Regions from separate parts of the Mus musculus genome. Here all the other regions are linked to region 1. A link is a loop called in an ENCODE intact Hi-C map of the cell type or tissue named here. Cell type or tissue: left cerebral cortex. All regions are shown on one strand.

The links. Hi-C counts contacts between places; a loop is a spot of excess contacts. Peaks named below come from ENCODE experiments on the same cell type or tissue, not always from the same donor. Only the 100,000 strongest peaks of a DNase experiment are listed, where the experiment ranks them.
Region 2: it touches region 1 in a loop (4-fold over the local background); 19 of 42 quality-filtered maps call a loop at or near these places.
Region 3: it touches region 1 in a loop (2.6-fold over the local background); 3 of 42 quality-filtered maps call a loop at or near these places.
Region 4: a loop joins it to region 1, with 4 times the contacts of the local background. A loop is called at or near these places in 6 of 42 quality-filtered maps.
Region 5: it touches region 1 in a loop (2.6-fold over the local background); 4 of 42 quality-filtered maps call a loop at or near these places.
Region 6: it touches region 1 in a loop (2.7-fold over the local background); 4 of 42 quality-filtered maps call a loop at or near these places.

What each region holds. Positions count from the first base shown.
Region 1 is chr19:41,013,752-41,018,751 of GRCm38, reverse strand. It overlaps the pseudogene Gm4269. Among named protein-coding and RNA genes, the nearest start is that of C330026H20Rik, 4.6 kb to the right of the region's middle. In left cerebral cortex, CTCF peaks have their summits at 2,213 (motif pointing left) and 2,634 (motif pointing right); DNase peaks (open chromatin) are centred at 2,244, 2,622 and 4,556.
Region 2 is chr19:40,744,743-40,749,742 of GRCm38, reverse strand. Cc2d2b (coiled-coil and C2 domain containing 2B) reads right to left here and starts at 926. Exons shown (of 35, transcript NM_001376940.1): 1 at 855-926. In left cerebral cortex, a CTCF peak has its summit at 2,985; DNase peaks (open chromatin) are centred at 876 and 2,899.
Region 3 is chr19:40,587,334-40,592,333 of GRCm38, reverse strand. Aldh18a1 (aldehyde dehydrogenase 18 family, member A1) reads left to right here and starts at 3,871. Exons shown (of 19, transcript NM_019698.2): 1 at 3,871-4,024. It overlaps Gm27042 (a long non-coding RNA gene), which reads right to left and starts at 3,802. Exons shown (of 4, transcript XR_386705.4): 1 at 3,715-3,802; 2 at 2,427-2,479; 3 at 1,377-1,495. In left cerebral cortex, a CTCF peak has its summit at 2,872; DNase peaks (open chromatin) are centred at 2,877, 3,382 and 3,855; H3K4me3 peaks cover 2,211 bases; H3K27ac peaks cover 441 bases.
Region 4 is chr19:40,609,904-40,614,903 of GRCm38, reverse strand. Tctn3 (tectonic family member 3) reads left to right here and starts at 2,673. Exons shown (of 14, transcript NM_026260.3): 1 at 2,673-2,979; 2 at 3,130-3,253; 3 at 3,492-3,610. The coding sequence starts at 2,760. It also overlaps a transcript of Entpd1 not described here. In left cerebral cortex, CTCF peaks have their summits at 910 (motif pointing left) and 2,486 (motif pointing left); a DNase peak (open chromatin) is centred at 2,560; H3K4me3 peaks cover 1,154 bases; H3K27ac peaks cover 441 bases.
Region 5 is chr19:40,891,854-40,896,853 of GRCm38, reverse strand. Zfp518a (zinc finger protein 518A) reads right to left here and starts at 2,149. Exons shown (of 5, transcript NM_028319.1): 1 at 2,064-2,149. It overlaps Mir8092 (microRNA 8092), which reads right to left and starts at 2,151; the gene lies at 2,065-2,151. In left cerebral cortex, no CTCF peak of the experiment used is centred here; DNase peaks (open chromatin) are centred at 1,940 and 2,142; H3K4me3 peaks cover 1,631 bases; H3K27ac peaks cover 1,102 bases.
Region 6 is chr19:40,828,884-40,833,883 of GRCm38, reverse strand. Cc2d2b (coiled-coil and C2 domain containing 2B) reads right to left here. Exons shown (of 35, transcript NM_001376940.1): 35 at 4,106-5,000. Ccnj (cyclin J) reads right to left here and starts at 2,605. Exons shown (of 6, transcript NM_172839.4): 1 at 2,442-2,605; 2 at 1,796-1,905. The coding sequence starts at 1,864. In left cerebral cortex, a CTCF peak has its summit at 2,590; DNase peaks (open chromatin) are centred at 1,691, 2,136 and 2,648; H3K4me3 peaks cover 2,236 bases; H3K27ac peaks cover 1,295 bases.

The DNA of each region.
Region 1 (5,000 bases):
GCAGCCTGCTGGCCAGCCAGTCTAGCAAAAACAGTGAGTTCCAGGACATTAGAGACCCTCCTCCTGCCTCTATATTTGCACACATGGGCACATGGACTCATACATACACCATGAACACACAAATAATAATAAAATAGCAAATTTTCATGAGTATAATCATCTTTTTGTTTGGTTTTATTTTCTTTAAAGTTTAATACAACATAATCCCCAGCTTCACTGAGGTGGCTGACCGCGTCCATGACAGAAGCCACCTCTAAACTGGAACTCAGTTGCTAAGCCAGCCCCAGCCTCAGCTTTCTTGTCAACTCCAGGGAGCACAGTACTCCTTCTGTAGGTGTCTCTGTCTGCCTCCCCTCTTGGGAATCTTGCAGGTCGCTCACCCTCTGGACCTTTAAGCTGAGGCCTGCCAGTCTGGGGATGGCTGCGGAGCAGGGTGGCGGGCACGATCTCCAGAGGGTGGTGCATGTAAGCTCGGAGAGAGTGTGGATGCCCTCATTTGTAAGGTACCAGTAGAAATGTCTCCAAGCAAACTGCTCCTTCACGTAGCCTCTAGACTTGAGAGCCTACATGGCCTTCATTACACGAAGGTTGGGCACATTCCTGTCTGCCAGCTCAGGGTGTTTGGGCATGTGGATCTTTTTGGGTGACCATCACGCCTTCCTTAAAAAGGAGTTCATAGATGGCAATCCAATTCTTCTTACACATTACCATCGCTGCAGCTGCCGAGTATAATCATCTTAAAAGACAGAGGATCCAGGACAATTTCTGCTGAGGGAAGATGCCACAGCCCTGATTGGATAATTACGTGAATTTCATTTGCTATCATATCCAGGGTCATTATGCCTTCTCCTAAATTCAGGCAGCTCTAATAGAAACACTACAAACCAGATGGCACAAGCAGCAGTTTATCTCATGAGTCTAGAGGCTGGGAAGTCCAGGAGCAAGGTGCCAGGAAATTATCCCCGGTGAGGGGCCAGCTTTTCGTTTCCAGATGGCCCTCATCCCACTAGATCAGTGGCTCTCAACCTGCGGGTTGTGACCCTTTTGGGACTAGAATGACCCTTTCACAGGGACTATCTAAAACCATTGGAAAACACAGATATTTACATTGTGATTCCGAACAGTAGCGAAATTACAGTCATGAAGCAGCAGCCAAAATACTGTTATGGCTGGGGGTCACCACGACATGAGGAACTGTATTAAAGGGTTGCAGCATTAGGAAGGTTGAGAACCACTGAGCTAGATTCTCCCTTGAGATCCCGCATGGGGGAGAGATTGCTTCATTCTTGTGTGTGTGTGTGTGTGTGTGTGTGTGTGTGTGTGTTCACATGAGTGTAACATGTGGAGGACATAGAACACCTTCCTTAAGTCTGTTCTCTCACTCCATCTTTACATGGGTCCCAGGGATTGAATGCAGGTCTCTCTCCTGGCTTGATTCATCTCAGCCAGCCCCTCTCTGTCTCTAATAAGGGCACTAGTCTCATTCCTAAGGGCTCCACTCTTATGAACTGACTAACTCCTGAAGTCCTCACTGCTGGGATTTATGAAACACAGAGTAAGACAGCGGGTACCTCAGTGGCCCCTGTCAAAGTGTCTCCCAGCAATCAAGCCACAGTGACAAGCCTAGTACAAAGGGAAGTTTATTGGGGGAAGGGAGCCAGGGAGGGGAGCAGGGACCAGGAAAAGAGTAGAGACAGAGAAAGGGGAGCAGAGAAGGACAGAAAAGAGAGGAGAGGGGAGAGGAAGAGGCCAGACTGGGAACAGTGGGAGAGGGAGAGATGGAGATGGGGAGGGGAGGGAAGAGAGGGAGGGAAGGAGAGGGAGTGGGAGGGAAAACGGTGCTGTAGAACGTTTGTGGAGTACAGCTGAGATGGAAATCTGCTTTGACCTCCTTAATAGAAGTCTAGTATGATGGAGACCCAGAAGGAACTGCTCTTAACTGCTAGGTCTTTAGATTTGCACCACCAAGATCTCACCAGGTAACAGGTGGCAGGACATCAGAAGAAAGTGTCAGATGGCCTGTAGGACATGGTGTCGTAAGGACAGATAGCTCCTATGTCTCATATCCAGGTTCCACACTGGGGTAGAAATCTGAAGAATGTCATATCTCCTGGAGTCACTCAAGCAGAAAAGGGAAGTCACTGAATGGATTGGTTGTAATCATTAGACTGGGATGGAATGACAAGGTGGAGGATAAAAAAGAAAAGCAGCGCCCTCTAGAGACAAAAGAGGGAAGCTCATATTTTCTCTGTGCGCTTCCGCTAAGGTTAATGACACATGAGCTTGTGAGTACTCAGGTCCACCCATCCACGTGCCTCTATGTACACAAATACACGGACACACACACACACACACAATCATACGCACACAGGCACACACACACGGGCACACACGAGCACACACTGAAGACAAGGGCAATGCAGAAAAGGGGCTTCATTAGCAGCACCAGCCTGGTCTTAGATTGTAGGGTAGAGCGCAGATGCCAGGTTCTTGGGAGAAAATTCAGTCATATACCCAGGAGAGATGCAGCAAACCGAATCCATCAGACGTGCCAACTGCATGCTTTAACTTGCAAAGTAGCATAGTGGCTTCCTGAACTAGCCAGAGTTGAAGTTCTACTTGTCACCACTTGGGGTCAGCATTTCCACCTTAAAAGGCTTCCAGGTTGTGAGCCTGAAGGCAAAAAAATCTGGTGACTTACACAGTGATGAAATGACTTTAGGGGGTTCCAGCACCCCCTTTTTTGTTTTTATGTTCCCTGACTCACGGTCTGTTTGTGTTTTCCCGTGTGCAGAAATTATCCATTTTACTTGCAAAGGCTGACACTAGGCTTTAGAAAAAATAAGTTGAAAATTTCATACATGTGTATAATGTATTTTAGTGGCTTTCACCTGGCATCAATTTGGCCAACATGTTTGTGTGTGTGTGTGTGTGTGTGTGTGTGTGTGTGTGTGTGTGTGTGCTTTTGTGTGTGCTTTTGTGTGGAAGCCATAGGGCAAGCTTCAAATCTCATCACTCTCTTGCTCATACTTTACCAAGTGGAGTAGGCTGGGTCTGTATCATTACCCAACACTGGAATTAGAAGCACATTTTATGTGTTGTGGGACTCTAACTCGGGTCCCCCTACCTGCAAGACCATCAACTGAGCTGTCTCCCGAGTCCTTAATGTACACATGGTATCCTGTAACTCAGGTGTCAGGTCCTGTAGAGCTTTGGGGATTCCAGATGCCACATAAGGCTTGGGAGTGTCCACTCTGTAGGAAAAGGAGCTTGCCCTAGTGTTCCTCCTGGCTTTAGCAGCTGGGCAAGCGTGGGTAAGATATTTTCTCTTCCAGCTGCAAAGCCTCACACATACAACATGCATAGCAAACACTTCCCTCTACCTGACTTTGAAAATTAAAGGCATTGTGCTATGGGATAGGCAGAATGGTGATTAAACATTTGTTCAAATCTGTGGAACAACATGTGTGCAACACAAGTGGACCCTAGTGCAGGCAGTGGGCTTTGATATGTCTCTGCGGGTTCGCCTGCTCAGCAACCCAGTGCTTTCATGGGGGCTTTGGTAATGGGAAGAGTCTGTGTGTCTTGGTAAATGTACAACATCTCCTTACTTCCCTCTTAATTCTGCTATAAACTATGAAACTGCTCTTTAAATTCTGTCACTTAAAATGTTAATGATGTTACTTGTACTCATTGCTGTGTTTTATAAAAAAAGAAGCCAGGGATATGTATGGTAGAGGCAAGGTATTGTGTGAGGGAAGGGGCATCCCTTCCCCCCCCGCCCCCCCCCCCCAGGGACCAGCCACAGGACTGTATAGTATAGAAGAGAGTTTATTTAGGTAATGAGGAAAGGAGTTGAAGGGGTAGATGATACAGAGAGAGAGAGAGAGAAAGAGAGAGAGAGAGAGAGAGAGAGAGAGAGAAGGAGGAAGAAGGAGGAGGAGGAAGAGGAGGAGGAGAAGGAGGAGGGAGGCCAGCCATGAGCATATGGGGGGGGGGGGAGATGGAGAGAGAAGGGACAGAGAGGAAAGAGAGGAAGGGAGAAAGAGGAGAGAGGAGGGGGCAAGCAGCCCCTTTTATAGTGAATCAGGCACACCTGACTGTTGCCAGGTAACTGTGCGGCAGAGCCTAGAAGAAATGCCAACACTTAAGGAACTCTAATGGAAGGCTTGTCTGTGTAGGTAGGGGCTCCTCTTGCTTCCTGATCATCCATCTCTGGATCACACAAATAACAGGAGGTTCAAGTCCAGGCTCCACCATTTTCCTGACATCTTGGTGACAGGAAATTTTCTTAAATCTTCTCCAGGTGCCTATTTATTTATTTATTTATTTATTTTTCTTTTTTCTTGTATTGTTTTCCAAGGCAGGGTTTCTTTGTGTAGCCCTGGCCGTGCTGGGATTTGTTTAATTTTTATAGACGTTGATGATCTGCTCACTGCTCTTTGAGGAAAATATCAGCTGACAGTTATCCACCGCCAGACAGATTCGTTTCCTTCCACGGTTAGCAGCTGCTGGGGTTTCTGCATAACGTAACATGTAGAAAATGACACTGTAGTGGGATTTTTGGCTTGCCTTCCCTGGGTGTGTGGGTGTCACTTCTTGCGTTTGTTAAGATTATTTTTGTTGAATATTTTGTGGGGTTTTTGTGTCTTGTAGGACTTATTTGGGGAAAGCCTTTATTGTTGATATGAGAGAACCGCTGGACACATCTGGAAGAGTCCAGCTTAGAGAGAGAGAAAGAAGTGGACGGAACGTTGGAAGCAAACAGGACATGGCCAGGGCTATCTGCAATAGAGGGAGAGCAGCAGGGAGTGGAGACTAGAGAAAACGCAGTGGGAGCAGAGCTTATGGAGGAGGGCAGGGCTAAGGAGAGAGTGAGTAGCTGAGAAGAGGGAAGCCCAGGAACTGGGGGGGGTTAGGGGAGGGGAGAAGGATTAGGATGGACTCTGAGGTGTGTAACAGGTGTGGCTGATACGGAGGGAGCCTGGAAGCCAGCATGA
Region 2 (5,000 bases), 270 kb after region 1:
ATTTCACTTCTGCCCCTTTGCCCCCTCAAAGCCCTACAGCATGGTTTGAGGAAGGCGTGCAGGTGACACAGATTGTCCTATGGACTGAAGGCTTGTATCTAACACACCCAAGGCAATGTAATGATGCTACCTGGAAACTGATCTTGAGAATTATCAGAGTGCACTGGATTACCGACGGAGCACGGACACCGGGTCTAGTGAAACTGGCGAGAGTCCTGTGCTGTTTATATTCTAGGTCGAAGAGCCATCTCTGGGTCTGGACTCCAGTCTCAATTGGAGAAACCCTGAGGCCCTTCTCAGTGCGAGGGCCCTCGGGCCACACTTGCCACCTAGGGGTGAAGCAAGACTGCTTTTTCCTGGTCATCACTTTGCTTTGAGTTTTGTAACTTTTCTCAATGGACTGCACGCCACATTTCGAGCCTAATTCGCATCCTGTAGTCTTCTAGGGACTTTCTCCTAGCTCTTGTACCTGCCTTCTGTCAGTACTTACCTTGAAGTAAGTTCCGCTTGAAGTAAATTACCTTGAAGTAGTTCCGCTGATTCTAAGGTGTTGTCCTAATGCTTACCCTAGCAAAGAGTTCAACTCCAGCCGCCCAGCCTCCTCCACTCAGGAAATATTTTTCTGACCGGAACTTAATCCAAACCCCTCCCTGACCTCGAAGCTGTGAAATGTACACGTTTTCACCCCTATTCCTAAAACCGGGATGACTGGCAGGTGGCGCGGTTCCGTGCCCTCTCTTGCCACTTCACCTAGTTGCCTTGTTATCCCAGCCCCAGGATTCCGCACAGAGGAGGGGTGCATCCCCAGTGTACTCTGGTACCGTCATGGGGACCTTGAGAGATAAGACATTCACCTGATGGACACTGCTTTTCGATGCGTCTGGGAAGTGAAGACAGATCCTGAGCAGCTATCAACGCCTACAGCCGAAGAGCATGCGCAGTGCGAGCGTTTTTGCCCTCTGCCCCTCCCCTCCCCAGCCATCTGGTTCTGATCCAGCCTCAGTGCATGAGATCTCCTCGTGCACCTGAGCTAACCCTCCCCCCCCCCCCCGCATCCCTCGGGCCTCTCTTGCCCCTCCCTTTGGGGTGGGGGTTAGTGGCGGCTTAAGAACTGCATGCGCCACGCCACGGAGAGGGGACAGGAGAGCGGGTGCGCAGTGTGGATGCTTTTCATTTCAAGAGACTGGTGTCTGGCCCCATGCCACAGCCCTCAGTGCAAACAATTTTTTTTTCAGAGCTTGCAATTCGTGTCACAAATTTAATATCTTTTAAGTCTTGGGCTGGGTGCTGGAGAGCAAGCGATGAGGAGCACTTACTGCCCTTACAGAGGCCCGCGTCCCAGCACCCAGTTAGGTGGCCCACAACCGCCTGCCTGTAACTCCTGATGCCCTCTTCTGGCCTGGCTAGCACCTGCATTCACACATATACATATCCTCCCACACCCATAGAAACATAATTAAAAATAAAATAAATCTATGAAGGAGAAGTAGTGGTAGTTTGGGGCTGGGGAGATGGCTCAGCACATAGACTGTAATGTCAGTGAAGTTAAGATTCCCTGAACCCACGTAAGGCCAGGCAAGTGTGGAGACAGCCGCAGGAATCCCCCAGGGCAAGCTCTGGGTTCCAGAAGAGAGCAAAGTCTCAGCAAATAAAGTGTAGTATGATGGCAGAAGACAACCAGCGTCACACTGTGGCCTCCGCAAGCCGACCTACACCACGAACGCACCATCGCAGGCAGTAAATGAATAAACAAATCAAACAGCGGTATGTCCCCACCCTGCAAGCCTCTTTGTTCCTTGTTAAAATAATGATGACCTAAACAGAACTGATACAGTTGGGAGTTTGCAAGTGGGGCTGAGCACAGTGATGTGTGTCCCTTCATTCCAATATGCTGTTTTTATGAACCTCTTTCTGTGTCCGCCCCATTGAGCCGTTAGCCTGAGATTCTGAAGACACTTAGGAGGTCTTTAAAACTTAACGGGCCTCGAGAAAAGGGACGTAGGGAAATAGAGCAGCTGCAAAGGTGACTGCCCAGGCGAGGTAGAGACCCTGCGGCACAAGGGAACGAACTCAGAAGTTCCACTTGCCTCATTATCTGAAAAAGCAAACAAACAAAAAACGACTTACTGTTAACTGTGTCCACGCCTCAAAATTTATTTGGACAAATTCTCATTCCAAATAAAATCCTTGTTGTCTAGGGCTCATCTGGTATAGCAATTTAAGAGCAATGGTGGTAGATTCTTGTCGTTTGGGTTGTGAGCTTAGCCCTTAGGGGCCAGGCCATCTCTACAGTCCAACAGCAGAGTCAGAAAGCAGAGTCAAGAGTGTTTCCCTTACATACTGATGTCACGGATTAAATGGGAAATGTCTGCATGTTGCAAGCATCACAGAATATGATGAACTTTAAGAACATTTAATTTCCAGGATTATCAACCAGTGCTATGCATTTTTTAAAAGTACACATGGTGTGTGTGTGTGTGTGTGTGTGTGTGTGTGTGTGTGTGTGCTACAATGTATTATTGCTATTATACCTAAGCATTAAGTATATGGGTCCAAATACCTAAGTCAAGATAATGTAGGATTCAAGATCTCCTACCAAAGAGTTTATCGAACAGATGTTGAGGAATTCTAAATATTTTCAAGGTTAAAGAGCATTTCCTATCAGAGGGGAGGGAGTCGGAGTAAGAATTGACATCCAGTAGATATTTCAAACTAGTGGTCTAATCTCACATGCAGAACTGTTTTGATTCAGGCTATAATATATTTTTTTAACTGCTCTAGCTACAGATCAGATTTCATAGAACATTTTTAATTTCTTGGCAAAGAATTAGAAAGACATCTGCACAGGCAGGCAGGCAGGCAGGCAGGCAGGCAGGCAGGCAGGCAATCATCCAAGGCAGCAATAGTTACTGAGAAGTCGTCTACAGTGTCTTCTGTGCACAGAGAAAGCCTTTTTGTTTAGCCCAGTGCTGCCATCCATAGGACGGTATTGCCACCTGCACTCAGGGTTGGCCTGCCCACTTCAATTAACCCTATCTAGAAAACTGGTGAGCCTCATTTAGACGGTCTCTCACTAGCTTGTCTCCTAGGAGATTGCAGACCCTGTCGGATTGACAGCTAATATTGACCACTACATCTGAGGTACTAGCTCTGTTCTGACAGTGTCACCACATGGAAGACGTATCCCCCCCACCCCTCCCCCCCACATTACATCCATGTCCAGCAGAACCAGAATCTTCAAGTCTAGGCAGGCCTGTCCTGACCCCTGTCCATCTGTCCATTTCTTAAAGCTTTTCTGTGACAAAGCCAGAGTTTTACAATGACAGGGACAAACTGTAGCACACGGGGTGATGTCACAGCAAAGATTTGTCCTGCAACAAAGCAGAATGCTACCATGGGTCCTTAGCAGGCGTGGAGTGAATTAAAGCTGGGGCCTCTCTCTCAAATCTAAATATTCAGAACTTATTTATAGAGCCCTCCATTTTTTTTTTTGGTCATCTTGTATGAGCCTATTGAATTTCTCAGCTTTGATTTTATTCTCTGAATATTTTGTTAAAAGAAGATATTCTAATATTCATATTTTCATAATATTCATAATATCATAATATTCTCTGAATATTATGTTAAAAGAAGAGAAACGTTCTTAATTCTTTCATTCTGAGGGTTACATCTGAGTTTTCCTATAATTATTTTCCTTTTTAAACAGTACAGTGACAGAACTTCTTCTGCTGTTACACTTTAGTAACAATAATGTCTCAGGGTCTCTTGGTTTGTTTGAGCTCCGTGGACTCCCATCCTGCCTCTGGCTTCTCTACCCACCCAGATGACCCTACTCCTATACGGCCTCATCTCCACACTTCTGACCCCTACTAATTATCTCACTTTCTGCTCTTCCTCTGGACTACCATATGGGACAAAAAGTGACCTCCTGTGTCCCTTTCTCTCACAGGACACTCCTTGCAGATTTGGGAGCCTGGCTTTTGCTTAAGGACACCACTTTCCTAGCATCCCCGGGGCCCCCACAGGGAGAGCTAAACCCATGCTCAGCAGTGCCTGGAAGCAACATCTGTATTCTCTGTCTCCATGTGACTCCCCGGGCCCTGACGTCCTCCCTTCTAAAGCACGGGTGCCTGTTCCTGTACCTTTTTTGTTTGTTTGTTTGTTTTCAGACAAGCTGTCACTGTGTACCCCAGGTTGGCTTCCAAACTCCGTCTGTCCTGTCTCAGCCACATGAACACTGGTATCACAGGGACACACCTCCATGTCACCTCTCCTCTGCTCAACATTGTCACTTACTGGTCAGTCTCCTGGTCAGTCTTTAGCACCAAACTGAGTGCTCCCCCTCCCCCCTTACCCCCACCCCATCCTGGCCACCACCGCCTTTCTTTTCCTTAACCACAGGATCCAGGGAGGATTAAAATAGTCACTATACACTAGTCCTGAACCTTGAGTTCCCCTACTTGGTGTGGCTAAGACTCTAATATTCTCTTCTATGTTTCTTTGGTCTTTGCCTTTTTAAAATTTATCTAATTTTGTAAGAGTGACCTGTGTGTGTCCCGGAAATAGAAACTGGATCCCTGCAAGAACAAGTGCCCTTTAAAAATGTGTATGAGTGCTTATCTGCATAAATACATGTGCGACATGTACATACAGTATCCATAGAGGTCTTAAAAGTTAAGAGCAGCAGGTGCCCTTAACTGCTGGGCTATCTTTCCAGGCCCGTGAAGAAGTCACTAAATCATCTAAGTTACACACACACACACACACACACAAAAGTGATTGTTACCAGGAGCACACACACAGCATAATCCCTGGTGCTGTGGCTACCGGTCTGTTCCTGCCCATAGCTGGTGCTTTAACCCTAGCACTTCCCAAGCCTACCCCACAGCCAGCCCTAAATGCTCAGCAGCTGGCTTTGCTTTCGAGAAGCCATAGAGATTCAGACCTGGATGCTGGCCACCAGGCCACCATGGCAGATAGCGGAGTCTCCTGCTCTAAGA
Region 3 (5,000 bases), 430 kb after region 1:
TGTCCTGGCACTCACTTTGTAGACCAGGCTGGCCTCGAACTCAGAAATCCGCCTGCCTCTGCCTCCCAGGTGCTGGGATTAAAGGCGTGCGCCACCACGCCCGGCTTACTAACCTCCCTTTTCTATTGATGGGTTTGTTTGTTTGTTTGTTTGTTCAACATCCCAGACCTGCCTAAAATCATGCCTATCATTTTGTGGGGTTGGGGGAGGTGGAACTGAGAAGCAGGGACTTTAAGACTCATAATAAATAAGCAATTAGAAAAAGAAAACCCGTGTTTTAAATGGGTATGGTCATATGTGCCTATAATCCAAGAAGCAGAGAGGCAAGAGGATCTCCTATTTATCATCGTCATTACTTATGTCTACATTTCCTGGTGGCTCTAGTATGCTCCTTGGCTTATGAAACTATAAAGTACACAGTGTGGCTGTAGTGTTCACTGCTCACTGCTGACTCCTCACTATGCTTACCCCTTCTCTGAGCCTACCCATTACTCACTGTGCTAAGGCCTGGGCAGAGCCTCTGTTCACATATCACATAGGCCTTCTGCCCCTACCTCAGCTGACTGGTTCAAGCATGGAGTCCTAGAATCACACAGGAGTCCTGGAAACTCTTCTTTCCCAGGAGTTTGGAAGTGAGACCAAGCCTGTCCATCAGGAGTGACACTAACGATGAGACTACTGTAGAGCTGGGAAGACCATTTTCCATCATGTCTTTAAGTCCAAAACTTCTAATGTCATACAGTTGAAAGATTTGTTAATCCAATACTTACATCTGAGAATGGCGGAAGAAAAATTAAGGTTGCACAACTAAACCACTACCCTTCTATAAGAGCAGAAAACTTTATACAGTGAAAATACTGCAGTGTATAACATGCAATGGCCTGGAATCTGAGTTGGGCCATCACTCATGGTGCCGTGTGACATGATGCCATTTACAGTATTCAGCATACATATGTGTCGGAACTAAAGTAGCTGAAGTCTCATGATGTTCGACATGCAGCGAGCACTGCCAGAAGCAACTCAGTTGTTCAATTTCAAAATAATGTGTGATCGTTTGTTGTGTTAAGAAACCTTCCACTATTTATGATTGCCAAAAATCTTCACAACACTCAGCACTATGGGAAGACTATTTCCAGAAAAGTGGGAGGGGGCAGAATGGGAGATGTGTAACGAAGAGACTCAGGAGAAGAGGATGGCATTGGTTCCTAATGTTCCAGGTTCTTGTTCTTGTCTCTTGGGAGAACCGAATTTCCCTATTGCCCTTGAAGACTCAATCACACACACACACCATACACACACACCACACCACACACACACATGCCAGCCCCACCCCACCCCAGTAAATCGCTTTGTTGGGTTGCATATCTGCTCTTTACATTTTACAACTTGAAGCTATTTTAAAGTCGGTGTGGTGGCCGATGCTCCTAATCCCAGCCTGAGTTCAAGACCAGCATGAGCTTCAGAATCAATCAGACCTTTTCTCACCTCTCACCTCCTGAAAGAAAAGAAAGACATTAAGCCTGGCACCTGAAGATACATTTCTGTGTGGCAGTGGCGGCAGCATATATCTGAATCGAAGCATTTTGGAAGCATCGTCAACTTGGTCTGCACACAAGTTCCAGGGCCAGCCAAGTCTGATGACCCTAGTTCAATTCCAAGAATCCACATGGTACAGGCAAAGAATCAGCTTTCATAAATTCGGGCTTACACGAGTGCTATGGCACGCCCCACTCCTCCCCAGTCACTCAGCCAATCAGTCAAGAACAGCAGGTTCCAAGGAAGCTAGGGCTACAGAGTGAAAGACCATATTCTAAATGTCCTACTTCCTGCATGACTTCCTGGTGGTGTTGAACCTTATTCCCATTTTCTAGAAGAAGTTAAAATCCACCCCCCACCCCCAGTCAACAAAAAGAACATTTGTTGAGTATGTGAGAAAGACACTCTAGCTAAATTCTTGCTTTTCATAGAAAGACAAGCAGGTTATGTGCCTAGAATCAGATTTTCCCTTCTCCTCACTCATCTAACGCACTCCTTTCTCTCCACTGGCAAAGTAGAATATTAGTGGCAGAGCAAATAAGTAAACTATCACTGAAAGAATAAAAAAACAGTAGAAAGTTAAGGAGTTTCGTGCTCGATTCTTTGAGACACTGTTAGATAGTGTGTCGTTGCAGAGCCCAGGCTGACCTGGAACTCACTATGTATGAAGCCCAGGCTGGCTAGGGTCTAATCCCCTGACCTCTGCCTATGAAATGCTGGAGTTGAAGGAATGACCTTCAAGGAACACCAGTTTAACACGAATGTTAACAACTCATTTTCTTTTATTTATTTATTTTTTCAGCACCGATGATCAATTCCAATTCACTTTTTGAGAAATCTGGTTTTTTTTAACTAAAGACATAATAATTATTCACTCCTCAAATACTTACAAAGTATCTCATATTCTAGGAATATGCTTTCTTGCTGTCCAGAGGTTTGCTCCCTAGGAGGGAAGACAGACAAGCAATTACAATAAGGTGATCTGTGGGTGAACTGAAGAATCAGAATCGCCTTCTAACTTAGCTCCAGTCCCTTAGTCTAGTTACACCCCTGACACACACCCACACGCACCCCCCCCCCCCCACTTTTTTTAGAAGCCCGGGTACCAGATCTAATCAGCGCCTGCTGTTTTGTTTCTCTTTAATGCCCCACCTCCCCACCCTCAACGTGCTCAAAATTTAACGCGTCCTGGCGCCAACACCCTTCCCAAAGCACAGATTTTCTCAGCTTCTTCCTAGATCTCATATGCCGACGCACATTTCATTTCAAAGAACTCCTCTTCCTGGTACTCAACCCTTAGCAAAAAGTGCTGTGAGCGCGCCTTCCTTTTTGCTCCCACGCCCCCTGTCGGCGCCTTTCGTCTGCTTTATTTCTTACAGGGCGCTTTGCAATAGGCTAACCCACTTCCCAGTTTCTACACCTCTGTGCTGATTTCCGACACAAAAACCTGATCATATCATTCCAGGGCTTTAGAAGTTTGGATTCACTGACTTGGTGACCCATAAGATTCAAAATCTTTGTATGGTGAGCTCCCAGCCAGATGTTCTCTTCTGCAAACCTATCATCCATGAGCGTGGATCTCTCCTAAGCTGAAACCTCCTTTTAGCCCTTCCCCCCACTCCCCCCCGCTCCCCGCCCCCTGCCCTTCCCCCCATACTCCTGCATCATGGACTGAGAAGTAGTGGTAAGTTCCCTTTAGTGAATTAGAAAATGAATGAATAGGCTCAGTAGCATTGTCAGGACTACAAAAGCATAAAGAACCAATTTTCAGCCACAGTTGACCTTCTCTAGACAATGGCCTCCCTGCAACGAACGGTGCTATGGGACGAGAACGTTGCCAGCCCGGAAGGAGATGATCTGTGTCCGTTATGCATTCAACTTTGGGATAATCAGTGGTTATTAATAATCAGAGATTAAACACACCGTCTTAAAATGCAGTATTCTTACCACCACCTTTGCTGAAAACACTTGGGCTGTTATTTTCGGGTAACTAGGTGCCAACTTGTTTTACCATGGTGCCAATTTTTTTCAATAGCCAGTCTTTGTTTTTGTTTTTGTTTTGAGGGAGACGGTCTTTGTTGATTCAATCTATTTCTAATGTGAGTCTGACATATAGACGATCAACTGTCAAACACGCTTTATGAAATCCATCAGCAACTAGAAGCCAGTCTTCCTTACCTTTCTGGGAAGCTGTCTGGGGAGGTTCCTTTCTGGGTGCTCGAAGCCCCGCCCCTATACTCTGCGGGCGCGGAGCCTGGGGATGGGAGGGGGCCGCCACGTGGAGCGTGGGCGCGATTCTCAGAAGCGCCTGCGCCGTTGCCGTGGCGTAGCGTGGGTCAGACCCGTCTCCCAACGTCAGCGGCGCTACGGGGCTTCAGTCTAACGCGGCTGACGCAACTCCGGAGAGCTGGACGTAGACGGAAGAAAAGGCGGAGGAGAGGGCGGTCGCCGCGAAGAGTGGTCCAGGGCTGGGGTCGGCGGCCAGCAGGTAGGTGGCTGGGCAGCACCGGGCAAGGGGTACACTCACTGAAAGGGGGAGATGCGGGGTGCAGCCGCGGGTCCGGAGGGGCGTGGACACGGGAGCCGGCGGCGGCGCGGGGCAGCCAGGTGCTCTGAGATGCTCATGCACAGCTCCCGGTGCAGGGTTTAGGAGGCCCAGGGATCTCTGGCCATCTTTTGGGTATGCTACCAGCGGAGGCTGGAGGACCCTGCAGCCTCTTCCTACCAAGTCCACAACCGGCTTCCAGGGCTCCTGTGCTGCGAGTAGTCATACACCTGGTGTGAAACCATCCACGGACGCACTCCCAGGGCCTGAGTCTGCAATTCTCTGTGGCTCGCGACCTGACATATGGAACCTGTACATAGGAGATTCTCCCTGCAGCCAGGGTTATTCCCGGAGACCCCGTGTGTGATAATTATCTCCTGGCACAGAAAGGGTGCGCTCAGATTCTTCACCCCGCACGCCATACCCCAGCCTTATTCCCCCACCCTCCGAAGCAACAACATTTATCTTTGAGTTTCTGTCTTTCTATTAAGTAGTGAACCATGAACTCAGCATGTGTTTTTCTGGGTAGTTTGTTGAGACTGAAGTTCACTTCTCTAAGTGAGATAAGAGCTCTCCGTGTGTTTGTGTCTAGTCACTTGAAAGCTGTTCTGAGTTAAAATATAAGAACTTCTCTCTCGATCACAGAGTCTCCACGTATATACCCTTTGGGCTTTTGCATCACCTGTCTGGTTTTTGCTGTCACAACAAACTGACTGGTTGAACAGTCGTTTGCAATATAAGATCTTGCCTCCCTGGGCCAGAGACAAATGGTAGACCTCATACCTCCAAGGATCTCAGACGTTCAGAGCTTTCTGTGCTTAGACAAGAGAGGGGTAAACAGTCTAGAACTATGCATGTGACCCGATCAGAATCTTTTCTGAGACAGGGTCTTATGTAGCCCAGGCTGGCCTAGAACTGG
Region 4 (5,000 bases), 400 kb after region 1:
CGCTCTTCTTTCCTCTTCTTCAGAGCTCCACAAATTACAGAAAAGTCAGATGGAGATATAAACTCGTGCCCCACTTCCAGTGCTGGGACAGATTATAGAACCTGTAGCATGGAGGGCAGGCAAGCATTCTGGCCCTGAGCTGACCCCAGCCCTTAAGTGTTGAAGCTTGAAGGAAAAATAACTTACACGTTGCTGAACTGTGTCTCCTTACCGGGCAACCCTGAGGTTATTTCAACCAGTCCAAGGTTACCAACAATCATCCGGGAATAATTCCAGAGTGGAAATTCAAACTCTAAACTTTGAGATCTAAAAGATTTTATGATCAGATATAAAACAAAGCTTATAAAGATAAGCACAAGCTGAAATAAGGTGATCTCCCAAGAACTAAATTAAAGGAGTTCAACAAACCAGTCTTCAGTGTATATTTTTGAATGTTCACACATGAACAAAGCTAGCATGACTTAAACAAGGGTATATATCAAATAAAGACAGATAAAACTGCTTACCAGGAGGGGGTAGGGGAAACTAGGAAAGGGGAAAACATTTGAAATGTAAATAAAGAAAATATCTAATAAAAAAGAAAGAAAGAAAACTGCTTACCTTACACAAACTATATTCTAGTAAATACATATAATTTGAGTAATATAATTTGCTCTAGGGCAATCTCACCCCCTCTTCTGTCCCTCACAGGCACCCCCACACATGAGACACACATAATTAACCACCCAATCACATACAAATGTTTGAGAGTATTTAGAGCATAGAGATATATTTAAGCTAAAAATTAAAAGGCATTATAAAAATTAAGATCGTGGGCTGGAGAGATGGCTCAGCGGTTAAGAGCACTGACTGTTCTTCCAGGGGTCCTGAGTTCAATTTCCAGATCTGTAATGGGATCTGATGCCCTCTTCTGGTGTGTCTGAGGAGAGAGAGACAGTGTACTCACATATATAAAATAAACGAATCTTAAAAAAAAAAAAATTAAGATCCTCTTGGAAAATACGGGCAATTTCAAGTGCCCCAAATCTTATCTGCCCAAAAAATTCATTGGAAAAGAGAGCCATCAGCCCAGGAGATTCATTGGAAAGAGAGACATCCAAAATCAGTTTTAAGGAGTGGACTGGAGTGGATTAGGTAACTCCTGGTAGATGTTATTTTATTCCCCCAAATAATTAAAATAACCCAAATGTTGGAATTGTGAGCACAGGGAGATAGCTGGCTGGATTTTGATCATACACAATCCAACTGCACATTGCAATGGCTATTAGTTACCTGAGGTTATTTAACCTTGAGTCACAATTTTAAAATTAAATATTTAACAGCTCAGGCATTGCATGCCTATCATGTGTGCCATAGCCATGCCTGCCTGTGTCTCAGATTAGTGCAAATACAGAATGTTTGTGCTATTAGGCATGCAGAAGGGCCACGCCACTCCTGAGAAGAGCAAGCACATACTAGAGAGTGTTTCAGAACTTAATGATAAAACCGTAAAAGAGCAATCAGCTAGCTTGCTTCTTGGTTCCTTGGCTATTTCCATCTCTGTATCTTTACTTTCTCCTCAGAAAATGTTTCTAAATTGTAACTTTCTCTAAGTCCTCATACTCTTCTCCATCCTGTTTTCTTGTCCTGAACCTCTTCCCTTACTACCCTTTCCAGCAACAAATATACAGATCACATTTATTGATATAATGCACTAACTAACACTTTTTAAAAAATAAAATAAAATTTAACTTGATAGAGTGTTTGGCAGGAGTGCATGAAGGTGGCCTATATGACTAAAATTCCAGACCCAGGAGGTTCAGAAATTCAGCCATCTTTGACCACATCTTGAGTTTGAGGGTCAGCCTGGGCTACATGAAACTGTGACTAGGCGACAGGGAGCGGGGAATAAAGAAACTCGTGGAGTTGAAATAAGCATTGTTTTATTATGCTTTTTAAAAAATACCATAGTAATTAAAGTGGAGACATTTTTAAATTTTATTTTAGATTTTATGCAGAGGAGTGTTTTGCCTGCTTGAGTCTTTGCACCTGCGGGTGTCAGATGGCGCCCACTGAGGCCAGAAGATGGCACAGGCAATGGATCTCCTGGAACTGGAGCAGCGGATGGTTGTGAGACACCTTGTGGGTTCTGGGAAGCGAACCCCAGTTCTTTGAAAAAAACAAAAACAAAAACAAATATTCTTAGAAGCTGAGCCATCTCTCATGCCATCATTGGGACTTTGTTCATTTGTCTTTGTTTTAGGGATCAGAGTCTCACTCAGTAGCCAGTTTGGCCTAAACTTTGTGATCAGGTACTCAGTTTCCCGGCACACGTAAGGGATGTGACTTTCTATGTTTTTCTCCTTGAGTTCATGGTGTTTCCAGAGAAAGGGCCTCTTACCTTGGTAAGATCTCAGTTTGTGCCTCTTGGTCTTCCTCTCAGTGATGACTTCATCCAATTCTTCCAGGTCCGTAAAGCGCGCCAACCCTCTGCCAGCTGCCATCTAGCGGCGGGATCAGGCAAAGACGCCTTCGCCCCCGAGGCTCCCAGCGGTTGCCAGGTAACGGGAACCACGCGCCGCTAAGGAGGAGAGCAGCATGAAGGACGCTCAGGGTCGTAACAACACGGCCTTCCATTGGCTGAAGAGCACCCGGCTCCCGCCTGAGCCAATGCGCAGACGGAAGCTGATGACGAAGTACGCGACTCTTCTTCCCAGGGCTCCTGGGACGTATCTGGAGACCCAGGCTCCTGTCGCACCGCTCTGCGGCCAGGCTGCCTTATGTGCACCCTGCAGCTGCACCTGCTGCTGCTGGTGGTCCTGATGCTTTCTGAGACCGCCCGACCGCAGCCCTCCTCCACAGCCCGGGCTTTCCCCACCTCCTGGGGCCTGGAGCCAGTGACGCCCGAAGTGCCAACCTCAGCTCCTCCGGATTCGTCTGAGAGTCCGACTCCCTGGACTCTATCGATGCCCGTGAACGCGACCACCGACCCCTTTCCAGGTGATGCGGCGGGATACGGGATGGAAATACTGACTTCTCAGATCTAAAATTGTGTAGACAAAATTGCCCTGCCACGTAGCTGGCACTGGGGCTGTCCGCGCGGGAAAACTTTGGGGGAGCTTCATCTCGCTTTTCTTCTTGTACTTACAGCTTTACCGATCTGTGTCTGTGACTTGACTCCGGGTACCTGCGATTTAAACTGCTGCTGTGACAAGGACTGCGATCTTCTCCATCCCAGAACAGTCTTTTCCTTCTGTCTTCCTGGTAGTGTAAGGTGAGCTGCGGTGCTCCTCCGGTGGAGGAGTAAGAGTGAGTTTCCTACCCGCTGTCTCCCGGTCGGATGTCCCCTTGGGCTTTCCTGGGAATGCTGAGCCATCCAGTAAAACAAAACCTGAGTGTTGCACCTCTGCCCAGAGACCCCTCTTATTGGCATCAGACATTGGTGGGGTAAGGCCCCCTTCCCTAGATGTACTCCATGTCTCTCTCTTAAGTATCTTCACCTTTCCTCACAGATCTTCAAGTTGGGTATGTGTGGACAACTCTCTTATGTTCAGGAGCAACTCCCCGTTCCCTTCCAGAGTTTTCACGGACTCCAGTGGAACGACACAGTTTTGTGTCCGTGTGAACAACTGTGAGTAGAAACGAGTTTGACAGCTCTTATCATTGAATGTTTATTGAGATGTGACTTTGTCTTTGGGATTCCCAGCTCTCTTATTTCTTTTAGATTCCCTGTCGCTCACCCCTCTTACCACTACCCTCTTACTTTTAGTTAATAAGAACATTAGTAATTTCATGAGACTCTACCACCTTTAAACTACTGCTCAGCACCTTTAGCCTGGCAATCTGCATTGATTTCTTTCTTTGTGTCCTTCTTTCTCTTTCTTTGTCCGAAAACTTTTCTCTCATGATTTTATTCTGCCCTTTTGTTTTGGACGAATTCATGTCCTTTGTCCTCAAGCTGTGCCTTAAATTTTTCCTAACTTTTATCTGCTTTCCCCCTTGACTCAAGTGGCCCTCTTTTCTCCATTCATTGCGAACATCTTAGCTCTTCTAAGAATCTTCTGTCATCTGCCCAAGTGAGCCCATCCTCAGAAGTTAGTTCTAAGACACTCGTTGTCCTAAGTCATTCCTTAAGAATTTGTAGAGTTCCTTGTATGATTGTCAGTTTATGTGAATATTATGATTTCCTCCAGATAAGCTGTCAGTGCCTTAAAAGGACAAACTGTGGGGCTAGAGAGATGGCTCAGCACTTAAGAGCACTCTCTGTTCTTCCAGAGGACCCAGGTTCAATTCCCAGCACCCACATGGCAGCTCACAACTGGCTGTAACTCCAGCTCCAGGGGATCTGTCATGCTCACACAGACATATTTAAGCAAAACACCAATACACATAAAATAAAAATAAATATATCATTTTTTAGAAAAGAGCAAACTGTATATTTATTCACAGTGGATAAAATGTCTTGATAATAATCACTGGCGGTGAAGGGTGTGCTATTCCTAAGAGGGCCTCTATAGCACTGTGGAGGGGGAAAACTGCAGACCAGCAAGTTGGGGGTTGGGGATCTGCTCCTAGTTTTGCTACCTTACTCTGAGGTCCTTGCAACTACCCTTGCCTCAGAGGATCCAAATTTCCTAAGGGGATGGATGAGATGGTCTGTAGGTTTTTCACGTCCACAGTTATATCAGAGTGTAACTACCTCTAAATTGTTGGCTGATGGTACAGTTGGTGGACACCAACAAGAATATTTATATACTTATATATGAAGTCACATATGAATAATATACTTGTGTATATGAATATAGCCTTAGCTTGTATGTCTGTATTCTGTTCTTATCACTACTTCAACCAATACACCTATACTGAAATGAGGGGGGCAAGTGGTCATCTGTGGGGCTAGAGAGATGGCTTGACCCCTGAGAGCACTGGCTGTTCTTCCAGAGGACCCAGGCTCAATTCCCAGCACCCACATGGCAGCTCACAACTGGCTGTGGCTCTCTCTTCCTGAGAAAAGCTATGAA
Region 5 (5,000 bases), 120 kb after region 1:
TTGCCCTATCCAAATTGCAAAAGCAGAATTAGTATTGCACCTGATTCTGAACCACTTATCTGCCCACTACAAAAGCCTACTGACAACAGTAATGCTCAAGGCTGGTATCAACATCCCATGAGAACTGCCTATGATGTGAAGCCTATAGAATTAATAGACTATACATGAGGGCAGACAACAGATAAACATTTCAAATTTTCTAAGAACCCTTTTCTCTAATTGACAAAACCCTTTTAAATAGAGCACCTGAAGAAATGCAAGATTAAAATCTTGAACTTAAAGGAAAACCAGAAAAGTAGTTAGACTGGTCAGATTAAGTGTTCTCTACAGGGCACACACAATGCTTCAATGAGAGTAAGCCCCAACACTTGCAATAAAAGTACATTAAAAGGGCATTGTAAGGTTTTGTGGGTTTTTTCACTCAAACTATATTTAGATAGAAAGTTTCTCATTTAAAATATTTCAAAATACAGCAGCTTTTGGAACCACACTATACTACTTCCAGAAAAAATATCATAAAATGTGAAGGTGGTTATGATAAAACCCTCCAGTATTTAAGTTTATTTGCTATGAGCTCACAAAGACACAGTCGCTGGAGTTGCTATCCTTTTATCTGTTCAGACATCTGACATATAATGTTTGAATTGGTAATCATAATTTGGAAAAAAAAACAGAAAAGAGTAAGGTCTACTATGCTTACCTACGCCATAGAAAGCCAACACCCCTCAAGTGCTAGTACGAATTGCCCCTTTTGACTTTCTAAAGAAAAATACAGCTTTGTTGAAGGATAATTAACAGATCTGCAGCTATAACTTTAAAAATGTTAGGGAATTTCAGCAAGTCTCTCTATTCATTCTGACCATACAAACTTTAGAGCACACTCAAATCAGACCTGTTTTGCTGGGAAAAAAAGCAATTCAATTATTATTAGTAAAATGTGCCTTAAGAAAACCAGACTTTCAAATTAACCACGCTGTGAGTTGTTTTTACATTACATCCCTGAGATAATCACAGACAGTTCAACATTCTCATGAATTCCTCAAAAACTGACCCCTTTCCCCATTTTCAAGACTTTTGAAAAAAATAATTTACAAAAACTAAAATAACCCAAATTTAAACCTGAAGCGAAAACTGACCCTTAACTTTTGTTTTCTAAACTTTGAAGTTGCATCTGTTCCATTGGTCTAGATAAGAGTTAAATCACATCATCTATGCATTCAGACCCAATACTTTTGAGTTACCAAAGCCATCTAACTCAAGATACTACCCACTTAACAAAGAGGACACCATGTTAAGAACAGATTCAAGATGGACCCTACAAGTGGGGAAAAAAAAAAAAAAAGCCCGTGACAAAGAAATCCATATGCCACTGGGTGTGGTGGTGGTGGGGGCAGTCTACAAGAGGACCACTTTCTTGCCCAACTCTGAGGGCGCGCAGTGCGTGCGCCAAGAGAGCGGGGAGTCTCTGCAAGGAAGAACCCCCAATAGCCATAGACTGGGCCCATAGTAGGGATGCCGTCGAGGCGGGCCCGCGAACCTACAGCTCGAGGGGTGCGGACTGAGGGCTGCCCAGCCCGTCTCCACCGGGCGCGGAACCCGACGAGCGATGGCTTCGCGCGCCAAACGCCCCCGCATCGCCCCCAAAACGCCGCGCCCGATCCGCCCCTTTCCCCGGAGTTCCGCTGCCCCTCGGGCGCGCGGATGTACACTGTCGCCGCGCCGTGCGCGCGCGCCCAAGTCCTAGGCTCTGAGACCGTGGGGGAGTTCTTAGGGACAAACTTACAACCAGCCCAAGCCGAGACGACAATGACCAGCCCTAAGAGCTAGCAAGAGCCCCGGGTTAGAAACCAAGGACTTCTCTAGAAAACTTTGCGGCAAGTTGGCCGGAAGCGCTGAATGGACGGGACTATTTAACATGAGCTTCCTAGCGCAAGAGGCGGATCCCCCCCAAGACCATTTGGGGGGAACCCTAGCACCCCACGATTTCGCCCTTGGCCCCTTGCCGTCTCTCTGTGCGTCCCGACATCCTAACTGGTCTTGGCGGCTCCGCACACAGGGAATACCTGCCGTGGTCCCCATTGCCTGCGAGTCCCAGATGGCGGCCATTACCCCTCCATCCGGGTACTGCCGGAAAGCCGAGCGCCGCGCTGCCGGCAGCGCACGCTGCGGCGGAGGGATCCGCGCTGCACCTGAGGCGAGCGGAAGGGAACGGCGGCCGGAAGGGCCCCCGCCTCAGCCTCCCGAGAGTAGGCCATGGCGCTGAGTCCACGGCTGACCTCGTCATACGGCGCCTCCCTGCGTCCCGCCTCACCGCCCCCCGTCTACTCACCAGCCGCGGGGATCCTACTGCGGGGGGAAGAACGGGGAAAATGGCTACCGTCCTTTCCCAAGTAGACACCAGAAGCAGGAACTGGTGTGCTTGGCAAGCCTTGGTTGACAGGAAATGGCCTCAACCCAGAGGTTTTAGGCAGCCCCCATCTTAGCAAATGGCGTGTTCCCTGTACTTACTCGGATCACGCGAGTTGTGGTATCCCTTTGACGTCCCAGTGGTTGGACGAAGCTGCTACCCAAAGCTCTGGCCCACAAGGGAGCCAACCCTGAGCTCCAGAGCAGCCCCACGCACAGGCTACCTGTGAGGGACACTCTTCTCTCCCGCCGCGACACGACCTCCTCCCACGGCACGGAGGACTCGTCTGAGCGAAGGAAGTCCTCTCAGCGAAGGAAAACCCTCGCACGCCCCTCACAGACTCAAAAATGGAATCCTTGCCCCCAAGAAAAGAATCCTTCCCCACCCCACACAAGAGTCGTACAAAGTCCAAATGTGGCTCCTCTCTTTCAGAACGTTTCAGAAGCCTACTAATCTCACTTGGTAAATAATTACCTCCCTTAAAAGAAAAAAAGGACAAAAAACACACGTGGAAGCACTGTGGAAACTGCCGCCGTCAAAAACTCGAGGCGGAGGGATATAGCAAAATATAAAAGATCGAATCTGAGAATTTTGGCTTCAACTGTGGGCCGTAGTTTTTTTTTTTGGGGGGGGGGATGCGTGGGGGCAAGGGGTAACCCAAATAACTCCTGACACGCACAAATTTTTCTTAAAACCAATTTTAAAACTGTTAAGAATTTTCCACTTTCTTAGGATATGCTTTTGAACGCATTGACCTGTGCCACACGGACTTTACCCTTTAAATTAAAAAAAAGAAAAAGAAAAAGAAAAAGAAAAAGAAAGGAATAAAACACACACGGAGAACCCTTAGTTTTGGGTGGTTTGTACAACAGTCCTCCTAGAAGCGGCAAGCTGAAATTCACACAAGAAGTACAAACATAACTATAAAAGTGAAGGTGAAATCTATTAATATCAAAAGGGCATATTTATAATCTATAATGATGTTTGCAAAATAGATTTTCTTTGGGGGGGGGCAGGGTAACAGGCCCTGAGACAGTGTAACAGAGCCCTGGCTGTCCTGGAACTCAATTTGTAGACCAGGCTGGCCTCCAGCTTACAAAGCTCTGCCTGCCTCTGTTTCCTGAGTGCTGGTAGATTTTCTCCTTAACACAATATTTTCATTGTTCCAGAAAAGAGGACACACATTGCTGAGGAGAGAAGTGGAGAAAAGCCTGTTTGTTTTTTAATAGGAAAAAAAAAAGTTGTTTTGGACTGTGAGTAGTTAGTTTTGTTATAGCTTTTATAATTTACATGACAAAAATGATGCATCATCATGTTCTGTAGTATTCTCATAAAACTTTATTTTTGCATCTATGTTCACCTTGAAAACCTGTGTTTAATTCTAGAAGACTCAAAGTTTTCATTGCATGCTAAATAAGCTAGAATGTTGGTGAACTCTCTCTCTTTTCCTTGTCCAGTTTTTTCATTTTTATCAAACTCTTACTCTTTGCTCTTTTAAAGTTCTGAACACTGAAGTTAATAACAAAAGGAGTGAAACAGAAAGGAAGAGGAGATAGACTCTAAAACTGCAAATGAACAAACGCTGGGTAATAGCTCAAAAAATAAAAAGATTTTAGAACGTTCCAAACTTAAAGATAGTTCATGGGAATAGGATAACCATATTAATGCTTTCAGAGATAGGCTGCTCTGAAGATGAACCTGCAATTTACTCGCAGTGGACAATAACCTCTTATCTTCTCATACTAAACCTGGTGGTGACAGTCGCAAAGTTTCCTTCTTGCTTACAAATCCTTTGTTTAAATGTATTATTAATTCATGGTCATTGTATCATAAAGGGGGTTAATATAAAATAATGAAAATAAATGGATATAATGCATTTCGCTTTAGGCATTCTGTCCTCATGGTCATTGTATCATAAAGTGGGTTAATGTAAAATAATAACAAAATAAATAGATATAATGCATTTTACTTTAAGCATTCTGTCCTCTGAATCATATGACATCATATCATAATGTGGCAGCTCTCTTATATATAAGTTCACAGAAAAGTAAGTATAGCTTGGTATACCGTAAGTACTTCAATTATAATGAAAAACCAGATGTTTGCTTATTTTTTGTTTGTTTTCAAGACAGGGTCTCTCTAAATAACCCTGGCTGTCCTTGAACTCTCTCTGTAGATCAGGCTGGCCTCAAACTGATCCACCTGGTGCTACCTCCTGTGTAGAGGGATTAAAGATATGTGCCACCACTGCCCCGCAAGATTTTTAAATTAAAGAGCAAGAGTCTCCTATGATTTTTATCTCTTTTGTTGATCTTTCAACTCAACTCCATGCACCCTGCCCCCAAAATATAATCCAATGCATCTGAATGTGGACAAATTAGACATAAAGAATGTGGATGATCTAACATAAAATGGCCATACACCTTGATCAAGGCTATTATGGGCTGGTCACTAATGGCAAGCTATAAAATGGTAGCTGAGCTTCAAGTGATATTTTCCCCAATGTTTTCCTTTCCTTTTTTTCTTTTCTTCCTCTCTTTAGTAGCCAAATCCATTCACTTCACCCTTTATCATCATGGCTCAGGGATGAGAA
Region 6 (5,000 bases), 180 kb after region 1:
GGACCACGCTGGTCACACTAGTTACTGCTCTAACACCTCCAATATGCTAAGTACTAAGCAGGCTGCACAAGCAAAGGATCAAACCACCGATTAATAGCTGACTTTAGCATCTTTAATGAGAAAAGTTTATTTAACTTCCTTGACTCCAGTGCACTACAAATAGTGATCTCTCCAGCTGTAAAGTTCAAGTCCTACACATTAATGTAAATCCTCTATGTTACTATTGCCAGACATCAGGACCGTCGTCTACAGAGAGCTTAAAGACAACATAAAGGCAACCCCAAGTAGTTTGCAACAGGTGGCCTGAGACAGGCTTCAGAAGTAATCCCCAACATCCACCTGACTACAGGGCTGCCTTATTCCCTAACTCCTTCAGAGACTACATAAGCATGCCAACAAACTCTAACTTAAGAAAGAAAGAAAATTCTACGTCTAAGATCACCTGTAAAACTAATTCAGTCAATTCTTTATGATTAAAACTACCTACATATGAAGTATTAGAACTAAAAGTCACAGGGATCATCATGAAAAAAAAATCTTTAAACTGTCAGCCCCACCCCCACACTCAAAGTACCATTACCATTTAAACCAAGTAACTAGTTTTGCTACACACTAGAAAGATAAAAAGACTGACACTTAGAAAAATCCAAATATACCTCCCCAAAATTCAAAGTGAATTGGGACTTTTCCCTCTAACATTCCAAAGAACCTTTCCGTAGTTGGAACATTTATGTAGAGCAATCTCATAGGGGTCTGGGATGTACTCAGAGTAAGAGACTGAATGCCAGGACTATTAAAGAACTTTTGGAAATTTCAAGCTGGGGGTGCAATTTTAACAACTTAAGCCAAGATTCCATGTCCTAATCTGCTTAATTTGGTCATATACACCAGATATAAACCTATTATCATTGAAAAATCCCTAAGGCTCAAGCTACAGGATCTTATTAAAGAGTCAGCTGTTTCGATCCTTTCCCAGTTTTCATCCAAGGTGAAACTGAGTTAAGTTGATCATTCTGGGTCTTCCCTCTGGCTGTCAGAGAAGCAGGGCTATCGCATATATCTGACTTATAACATCCATCCTATAATCATTAGTTAGAATACCCAGGCTTTGGTCCAAAAGGAGTAGGTTCCCCCCCCCCCATGACTATTAAGAACATTGTGTCTATTTTCTACACTTGACATTACCAAGGAATAGCTCCCTCCACCTTAAGGCTTTTTGTATAGCCTGGATTTGAAGGACCAAGGAACAGTAAGTTATCACATAGCTCTTACACTGTTCTAAGTTCCTGCACAGTACATACTTAACAGATTTCACAATCACCCCATAAGGACGTTCTGTCGTTGTTATTTCTCCTTTTACAGACGAGGAAACTGAGAAAGAGAAAATTAAGTTGTCCGAAGTCTCAGAGCAGGTTTGGGGAAAGGTTGGAGAACTGAGTTATGTACAGGGCTTACACCAGCTTCATGCAACAGCATGTACGAAACAAGGAGGGCTGTTCACTCACACACAGACACAGACAGACAGACAGACAGACACACACACACACACACACACCCATGGTCGACCTGGCAACATCGGAACACCATCCACCTTCCTTCTCCCAACTACCACGCCCCAGTCTTCTCCACATTTACAGGTTCTTCGGATGCAGCCCAGGGAAGGAAGAAGTTAATTAACTTTGACAAATGAGCAAACTCGCCTTCTCTGGCCTGGAAGGTAGAGAGTAAAGAACCTGACTGGCCTTTCCAGGAAGCACAAGAGCCGGGATGGGGAAAGTCGGGTCTCGGGAGTTACCTTGTACCGAAGCGCCTGGTGAATATCCGCAGCCAGCTGTCCTCGCCACCACTGCCCCTCCAGCTCCATGGAAGCCGGAGGTGCGCCCGGCCAGACGCCGCAACTTCAGTCTGGAAGACACGCCCCAGACGCGGTCACGGCCAGCAACTCCCCCCCCCCCCAGTCCCCCCGCGATCCTCCGCGCCCCCTCCTCCAGGGATGCGATCTCAGGTCACCCCGTGCGGCTGCTCCTCTTCACCTGACCCGACCCCGAGCCATCTTCCAACGCCAGCAAGGCCTGATCTACCCAGTCGTCTGCAATCGCCCGCTGCAAGAACTGCAGAAAGGTGCGAGCTCTGAAAGCTCCGGGCGGGACGGCCCACCTCGGGCTCTCCGAGTTCTGGGTTCGACCTCAGCCGCCTGCACTTAGGCGCGGGAGCCCTGACATTGTCAGAACGTCGCCGGAATGGAGAGTGACCAGCGCGCGACACCAGGTCCGCGCCGACAGCCCCGCACGCTCCACCACCCTGGGGGTCTGCGGTGCGCCCGCCGCAGCGCGGACCCGGAGCGGCAAACAAAAGGCCGGGCGGGCGGCCGTGCTCCGCGCCTCGCTTCCCCTCGCCTCGCTGCGCTCCCGCAGGCCTGCCCGGCCCACGCGGTTTCTTACCCGGAACCGCGGCCCTCAGAGCCCCAGCCCGGCCGGCGTGCACGGGGCGCCGGCAGCGTTCATGCCGCGGACCGTCGGCCGCGAAGCCCCCGCCTCAGCTAGGGCCCAGCACCCGGGCGCTCGCGCCGCCCATTGTTAAAGGACCGGCAGGCGGCTCGCCGTACAAAGCCAGCGCCGGGGCACGGGCCGCCCCGCGCTGCCAATCGGCTCTCGCGATACAGCGGGGTCGCGCCTCGCCGTCCAATCGGCGGCCGGGCCGAGCCAGGTGCTACTCCGTCTCCCGGGCCCCTGCCCGGTGCCGGGCGGTCTCGCTCTGCAGCCTCCGCGGTCTGTCGGCGCCCGAGGGCCGCTCACCTGCAGAGAATCTTTGATGGGTCCCGGGTGCTGGCAAAGAAAGATGCGATGTCTCAGCCCCGGGATTAAAACTTGGCAGCGCGGATCTGGCCCGCTGTCTCACTTCCGAGGGGCTGCTCTCCGGGATCCTCCCCCTACCCTAAGCCTTCCGAATGGGCTTTAGCTCTTACCAGTCCCTAAGGCGCTTTGGTTGTCGAGTTCTGCTCCAGTCTCCCCTCTAAACCCAGTACTCCTTTTAGCTCTTCTAACTCAGCTCTTCTTGTTGCTTTCACTTCGGCGATTCGCGCGAGTTGCGACTGGAATTGACATCTTTAGCAACCTGGCTTGTCAGATCCATAATGGATGTAATTGACCATCTGTGGTGGTCAAGGAAGAGACCCTAAACGGTGGGAACACTCCAGCGTCAATTGAGGCGATTGGCTGGGGCTGGAAATGTAACAGAAACCCCATCAGTTGTATTTGAGAGTGTCTGGAGGACCACCCCAAAAGAAGTAGATGGGTTCCCTCAATTTTCCAGAGACTGTAAAGCGACTTCCTTCAATATTTAAACATAAATCATGAGACCTCACCCCTTACTTTGAATATTTTGTTTAGAAAGAGGAAGAGTGACAAAGGGCTAGTACAGAAAAGGATGAGTGCACACTTCGGGAGCATGGCTTATCACCCTGGTATTTGCATCCATCCCGGAAGGGCTGCTGCAGACCCCTGTGTGACAGTGTTATACAATGCCTGGGGAGAGCAGGGGTTCAGGAAATGATGGGAAGAAACTGGAAGCATGCACGTGAAAATTGGCAGAACCCAGCCTAGCCCGGTGCATTTCGGGAAGAGACTACTAGTAGAGGGAAAGGACGTTATCTGGCTAAAATTTCCATGTCATTTATGGTATTTAAGTAGTACTCAGTTTCCAATTCACGACTACTAAGCAGCTTTTGGCTTCCAAATGATTTAGGGTCCAGGCCTTTCTTAAGAACCTTTTCAGAAAAGTGGGTCACAGACTATAATTGCCTATGCGATCCTGTAATAAGCAGGTTGTCCTACAGTCTACTTTGAACACGTTGTTTGCCGGGAGAGACCGGTTCAGAAATCATGTATTATTCTAGACTTAGATGGCTCTTTATAAGATGCCAGTATTCATCCTTGTTCATGCCTGTGTATGTCTCTGGTGGTCTCTCTAGAGTCTACATTCCTAAAAGGAATTTCGGTCTTACTATTTTTTTCATCCCTTTAGAGTGAGCTGGGCAGAAGGCACTTCAACTCTGTGTTCCCACAGTTTACATTCTACTGGGAAGAGAAAAGTCATAATAAATGAAAGATAAATCCATACCACACGGTAACAAGTGCTGTAAGGCAAACAAAGTGAAAGGCTAGATAGGTGGATAGGCCGACGTTTTATGATAGGGAAGCCATGCAAAGGCCTGAGGGGAAGCGACTGGCTATCTAGATGGTGGATGGGCATGCCAGCAGAGGGGACAGTAAACACGACAGGGTTCCATTTTGGAAGGAAAGTAGAGGGCAGTTTTCCACTTCAGTAAAGATAATCCAAACTTCAAAAGACACTAGCAAAGGTTTCAGAGCGAACCGGGCAAGGCACCCGCACAACAGAGAATGGAACCTCGAGTTGGGTTGCAAGAGATGAGGGTGGGAGCTGATTCTCTGGAAGGCTTTTGGGACTGCGGGCACTTCCGGCAGTCGGAAGCCACCACGCTCTGGCAGCCAAGACACTAACATCGGAGCACGCAGGGGAGAGAATTCTTCATGAAGCTCTCTGTACTCAATGCACGTGTTCATCAGACGCTGTGCGCTGAGAACTGGGGGAGGGGGATGAGCAGTACAGGGCTTGCCCAACGTACCCGAGTCCCTGGCTTCAAGCTACTGTACCACAAAAACCAAAACACTGTAAACCAAATACACAGAATGTATTTAAAAGTTAAAAAAGAAAAGAAAGCCATTGCTTTTTGTCAAAAAGAAAACACTTTAAAATAAATGCAAGCAAAAGGCAAAAAAAAAAAAAAAAAAAAAAAAAAAAAACCCAAACCAAACCAAAACAAAAAAACCATAAAACCAATATAAAACTATGCATACTAACTGGCAGACTCCTTTCTCCACTTCTTCCAGAGGTGGCCTTTTCCCAGAGGCACCACTACTGCTGTGTCTTTTGTTGTATCTTCTCAGAAGTATGCAGGTCTTTATAGCAGCACACACATA